Linked DNA regions of Homo sapiens: region 1 is linked to region 2. A link is an interaction called in ENCODE POLR2A ChIA-PET data of the cell type or tissue named here. Cell type or tissue: PC-9. All regions are shown on one strand. Links, peaks and the distances in the headings refer to the core of each region. The heading gives the core; the rest is flanking DNA. Region 1 overlaps STYX (serine/threonine/tyrosine interacting protein). Region 2 has its middle 5.4 kb from the start of ERO1A.

Region 1 (2,818 bases), core at 238-2,737, 62 kb after region 2:
GATTGCCTCCAAAAAAGATGAAGTAATAATAAACTTATATCACCAGGAAACAAAAAGTGCCTATTCCTCCGAGTGCCTATTTCCTCCTACCCTAATTAACACCAGTAGCCAAAAGTTTTTTTTTTTTTTTTTTTTGAGATGGAGTCTTGCTCTGTCACCCAGGCTGGAGTGCAATGGCGCCATCTCGGTTCACTGCAACCTCCACCTCCCAGGTTCAAACAATTCTCCTGCCTCAGCCTCCCAAGTAGCTGGGATTACAGGCACGTGCCACCACGCCCAGGTAATTTTTGTATTTTTAATAGAGATGGGATGGCCGGGTGTGGTGGCTCACGCCTGTAATCCCAACACTTTGGGAGGCTGAGGTGGGTGGATCACCTGAGATCAGGAGTTTGAGACCAGCCTGGCCAACATCGTGAAACCCTGTCTCTACTAAAATTACAAAAATTAGCCAGGCGTGGTGGCAGGTGCCTGTAATCCCAGCTACTTGGGAGGCTGAGGCAGGAGAATTGCTTGAACTCGGGAGGCGGAGGTTGCAGTGAGCCGAGATGGCATCATTGCACTCCAGCCTGCGGAACAAGAGCAAGACTTCGTCACAAAAGAAAAAAAAAAATAGAGATAGGGTTTTGCCATGTTGCCCAGGATGGTCTTGAACTCCTGACCTCAGGTGATCCACCCACCTTGGCCTCTCAAAGTGCTGGAATTACAGGCGTGAGCCACCACTCCTGGCCCAAAAATGTTTTATCAGATTTTTGTGATCATTTGTTGGTGTTCCTCTCACCGGTTTGTAAGAGCTCTTTTTATATTATGGAAATCTATTTATAGCCTACCGATTTGAAATATCATTTTTATTTTATACCAAATTCTGATATGTCCTTTAGAAGTTTGAAGTTTTCTTTTTTAAGGTGCTTATGGAATGGCTAGTTCTAGTTTTTGAACCGTTAATATGGTGACTTGAGTTACTGGATCACATTAGATTGGATTTCCTAATATTGAATCATCCTTTTGGTCCAGCAATGGATCCCACTTGGTTATGATAGACTGTTCTGTTAATGTATTGCTGGATTGTATTTGCTAATCTTTTTGTTCAGGATTTTGGAATCAGTTAAATAGTAAATTGGTTTGTCTTTCTTTTTTTTTTCTGTACTATCCTTTTCTGGTTTTACTATCTCTGTCACAGTGTTCTCATTTTTTAGTGGAAGCTTTCCATTTCTCTTTGTGCCATGGATCAATTTAAATTAGATTGGAGTTACTTGTCTCTTAATGCATTAGTATATGGCACCTGTGAAATATCTGACCATAATGTTTTATCTAATTCAGTTATTCATTATTTCATTCATTCATATATTTTGACAATAGACCAGTTCTCAGACAACATTCTTCATTTGGTGTATCGGTTTGATTTTTTCTTTTCTTTCTTTCTTTCTTTCTTTCTTTTTTTTTTTTTTTTTTTTTTTTTTGAGGCAGAGTCTTCTGCTCTGTTGCCCAGGCTGGACTGCAGTGGTGCAATCTCAACTCACTGCAACCTCTGCCACCTGGGTTCAAGTGATTCTGCTGCCTCAGCCTCCAGAATAGCTGGGATTTACAGGTGCCTGCCACCACAACTGGCTAATTTTGTATTTTCAGTAGAGACGAGGTTTCACCACATTGGCCAGGCTGGTCTCAAACTCCTAACCTCTGGTGATCCGCCCGCCTCGGCCCCCAGAGTGCTGGGGTTACAGATGTGAGCCACTGCTCCTGGCCTGGTTTGATTTTCTGATACCCCTCAGGTCACTTTGGATGTATTTATGATCTTCTGTGTAATCATTGATTTCATAAGAGTTCTACATAGAATTAAGGAAAATAATATCTTGTACTTTAATATCTTTTGGTTCTATTATTTTTTTTCTTCATCTGGTTAGTCCATGTTGTTTTTCTGTATTCTAATTTCTGCTTCCTTGGTACTTTGCTTTAGTGTTGTTTGCTGCTGCTGTTGTGAATTTCCTGAGTTGAAAACTTGGTTTCTTTTTATTCTTTCAAAAATTCAAGGCTATTAATTATCCTCTTTGCATTGTGTTAGTCGCATGCTGCAGATTCTCATCTGCATTATTTTTATGTTATAGCTTGATATTCTGTGATTTCAGTTTTGGTTTCATTTTTTATCTAATATGTGTTGAGATTTTTTTTATTGTATAGGTGACTGGGTTTTAAATTTTTTATTTTTGTTCATATTTAGTTTTATTACATTGTAATCACAGAATGTTTTGTAGTACTTGTATTTTTTGATGTTTTCTTTGTGGTTTAATATGTAGTTGTTTTCATGAATTTTATGGGCATTTGAAAAGAAGATGCATTCTGTTTTCAGGGGATAAAGTTAAATGTATTTGTCCACTTGATCTGTCTTGGGCTGAAATCAGTGAATTGAAATCTTTTACTATATTGTGTTTATTTTTTCTTTATTTCCCCTTTTTTGGTTCTGCAAGTTTTTTTCTGTACTTAACTATTTGGTACATAAAAATTCAAGTTAGGTTTTTATTTTAGTTGTACCCTGTTTAAATTTCAGGGTTTTTTGTTGTTGTTGTTGAGACAGAGTCTTGCTCTGTGGCCCAGGCTGGAGTGCAGTGGTGCGATCTCGGCTCACTGCAACCTCTGCCTCCTGGGTTCAAGTGATTCTCCTGCCTCAGCCTCCCAAGTAGCTGGGATTACAGGCATGCATCACCACGCCCGGCTAATTTTTGTATTTTTAGTAGAGACGGGGTTTCACCATGTTGGCCAGGCTGGTCTCGAACTCCTGACCTCATGATCCTCCCACCTCGGCCTCCCAAAGTGCTGGGATTACAGG
Region 2 (2,818 bases), core at 17-2,516:
TGTAGTCCCAGCTACTCTGGAGGCTAAGGCAGGAGAATTGCTTGCACCTGGAAGACAGAGGTTACAGTGAACCGAGATCGCGCCACTGCACTCCAGCCTGGGCAACAGAGCGAGACTCCATCTCACAAAACAAAGCAGACAAAAAAAAAACACACACACAACTAAAAATAGAATTACCATATGATCCAGCAATCCCACTTCTGGGTGTATATACAAAGGTATTAAAATTGGCGTGTCAGACTGGGCATGGTGGCTCACGCCTGACCCAGCACTTTGGGAAGCTGAGGCGGGCAGATCATTTGAGGTCAGGAGTTCAAGACCAGCCGGACCAACATGGTGAAACCCCGTCTACACTAAAAATACAAAAAATTAGCCAGGCATGGTGGTGTGTGCCTGTAGTCTCAGCTACACGGGAGGCTGAGGTGAGAGAATTTCTAGAACCTGGGAGGCGGAGGTTGCAGTGAGCTGAGATCATGCCATTGTACTCCAGCCTGGGTGACAGAGCGAGACTCTGTCTTAAAAATAAAAATAAAATTTGTATGTCAAAGAAATATCTGCACTCCCATGTTCATTTCAGCATTAGTATATAATCTTTTATGATATTTTCTACTTCATATTTCTTCACTGAATTGTAACATCTTTAAACTTCTTGAGCAGGGATTGTGTTTCAAATGTCCCTGAGACTCCCAGAGATCCTTAACAAGGATCTTGTCTTTGTACATGTTCGTGGAATAAATGAAAATCTTTCACTGGCCACAGTACTAATAAATGAAGATTAGGCCATCAAAAATGAGAAACACAATAAGAAAAGAGGAAATTAATAAAGCCTATGATTTTAGAAGGAAGCAATCTGAATATGAATCAGCTTAACATTTTACCCTAATGCAATGACCTGTAACCTGGGGGAGCTTAAAAATGTCAGTGTTCTCATGATAGAAATTATTTTCCATAAAACTCAAACTCTTTCCCAGAATAAATTTCTAGCAAACTTAGAAAAAGTATCCACTTTTTTTACCTTATTGTCTAGATAATTATAATGTTTTGTTTCAGATTTGTAAGCGATTTTAGAATAAGTAAATACAGTTTTATGTGTGTGATGTGAATATCACTGAAGTGTCCATGAGAATCTTTCAGGCCAGAAGGAAACTCCCTTTGCATGAGTTTGCTTCTTCAAATATACCTGCTCAGGCAATCGTCTCACCTGTGTTAGAGGCCATGAAATCACTGATTAGTCATTCATTAACTATTTAAAGAGCACCCACAGGGTACATAGATCAACCTTTGATTTCTGAAAGCCCAACTTCCCATTCATTACAACTTTGCTAAACAACATTAAATTTTTTAGAGATGAACAAGGTCACAAACTTGTTTTTCTAATACTAGTGATTATAACAATAACATGACTTAGATTTAATGCACACAGCATTTCCTGATGGAATTCTGATTACTGTGTAAATAACAGCGACTATTTTTTTTTTTATGACCAAAGCAGGAAATGGCTTGAGTCCAGTGTCTCAAAATGGTATGTGGGGATTTCTGTGGGAAGCTTCTCAGTACCCATACAATTTCTGTCATTGAATAGACTGGAAGAAAACAATTTAAAGGAAATAAATTAGTACAAAGAAAGGCTAAGTAAAAACCTAATGGGTTTAGTGCTGATATTTTTATTAGAATCATTCCTGTCATTAATATTTACTGAATATGGTTGCACACGTGGTACATTACTAGACATTTGTCTCAAGGTGCTTAGAATCATCTGAAGGGGGAAGACATGACACGTAACATCTTCACCTTCTTTACCTCAAATTCCTGAAAGCAAGCTGTATGCAGTCACTGACTTCACTTATCATTCACTCCTCAACTTCCCACTCACATTTTAACCCATGATGCAGTCTGGTTTCCAGCTCTACTCCCCTGAAACTCCTCTTTACATGGCCTTCCTATTGCCCAACCCAATGACCAATTTTCATGAAATCTCTGCTGCATTCTGACAATGCTGATTCCTCTCTCCTTCAATTCGATTTCCTGCACTCCAGCCTGGACAACAAGAGCAAGACTCTGTCTCAAAAAAAAAATGTGTTTTTTTTTTTTTTGAGACAGAGTCTCGCTCTGTCACCCAGGTTGGAGTGCAGTGGCGTGATCTCGGCTCACTGTAAGCTACGCCTCCTGGGTTCATGCCATTCTCCTGCCTCAGCCTCCCGAGTAGCTGGGACTACAGGCGCCTGCCACCACACCCGGCTAATTTTTTGTATTTTTAGTAGAGATGGGGTTTCACCGTGTTAGCCAGGATGGTCTCAATCTCCTGACCTCGTGATCCGCCTGCCTCAGCCTCCCGAAGTGCTGGGATTACAGGTGTGAGCCACCGTGCCCGGCCAAAAAAAAATTTTTTAATAAAGCAAATAGTATACTGCTTGACATACATAGCCCCACAATGACACAAATATTGGATAGCAATTTAACCAAAATTTACATATATTGCATTCATGGAGGATGCAAGTAGGAAAAGTGGGAGTCTGGAGTAAGGGTGCTAAATCTTTATCTTCCTAATTTGGTCAGAAGATAAATCCCAAAATTTATATATCAAGAAATAGCAGCATAAGGATATTATTTAGAAATACAAAGGTAAGTATAGTAGAAACACATTTAAAAATTAAGGGAGTGGAACTCGGGATTAGAGAAAAGTGAGACAATAGGCACCTCTTTTTCAATTTAATCTTTAGTACTTTTTTTAAAAGCTCTCTTTATGGTATTACTTTATTAAAAGCACACCCCAGAAGCCTAGAAACTCTAACTTCTTCATTTATTTTTTTATTTTATT

Evidence for each region. ChIA-PET counts read pairs that join two places held together with the same protein. Peaks named below come from ENCODE experiments on the same cell type or tissue, not always from the same donor. Only the 100,000 strongest peaks of a DNase experiment are listed, where the experiment ranks them.
Region 1: POLR2A ChIA-PET joins it to region 2 with 11 read pairs; 8 of 35 experiments call an interaction of 5 or more read pairs at or near these places.

What each region holds. Positions count from the first base shown.
Region 1 is chr14:52,761,452-52,764,269 of GRCh38, forward strand. All of the region lies in intron 9 of STYX (serine/threonine/tyrosine interacting protein), which reads left to right. Among named protein-coding and RNA genes, the nearest start is that of GNPNAT1, 29 kb to the right of the region's middle. In PC-9, for the core only: no CTCF peak of the experiment used is centred there; no DNase peak of the experiment used is centred there.
Region 2 is chr14:52,699,563-52,702,380 of GRCh38, forward strand. No RefSeq gene overlaps it. Among named protein-coding and RNA genes, the nearest start is that of ERO1A, 5.4 kb to the left of the region's middle. In PC-9, for the core only: no CTCF peak of the experiment used is centred there; a DNase peak (open chromatin) is centred at 1,329; H3K4me3 peaks cover 868 bases; H3K27ac peaks cover 2,500 bases.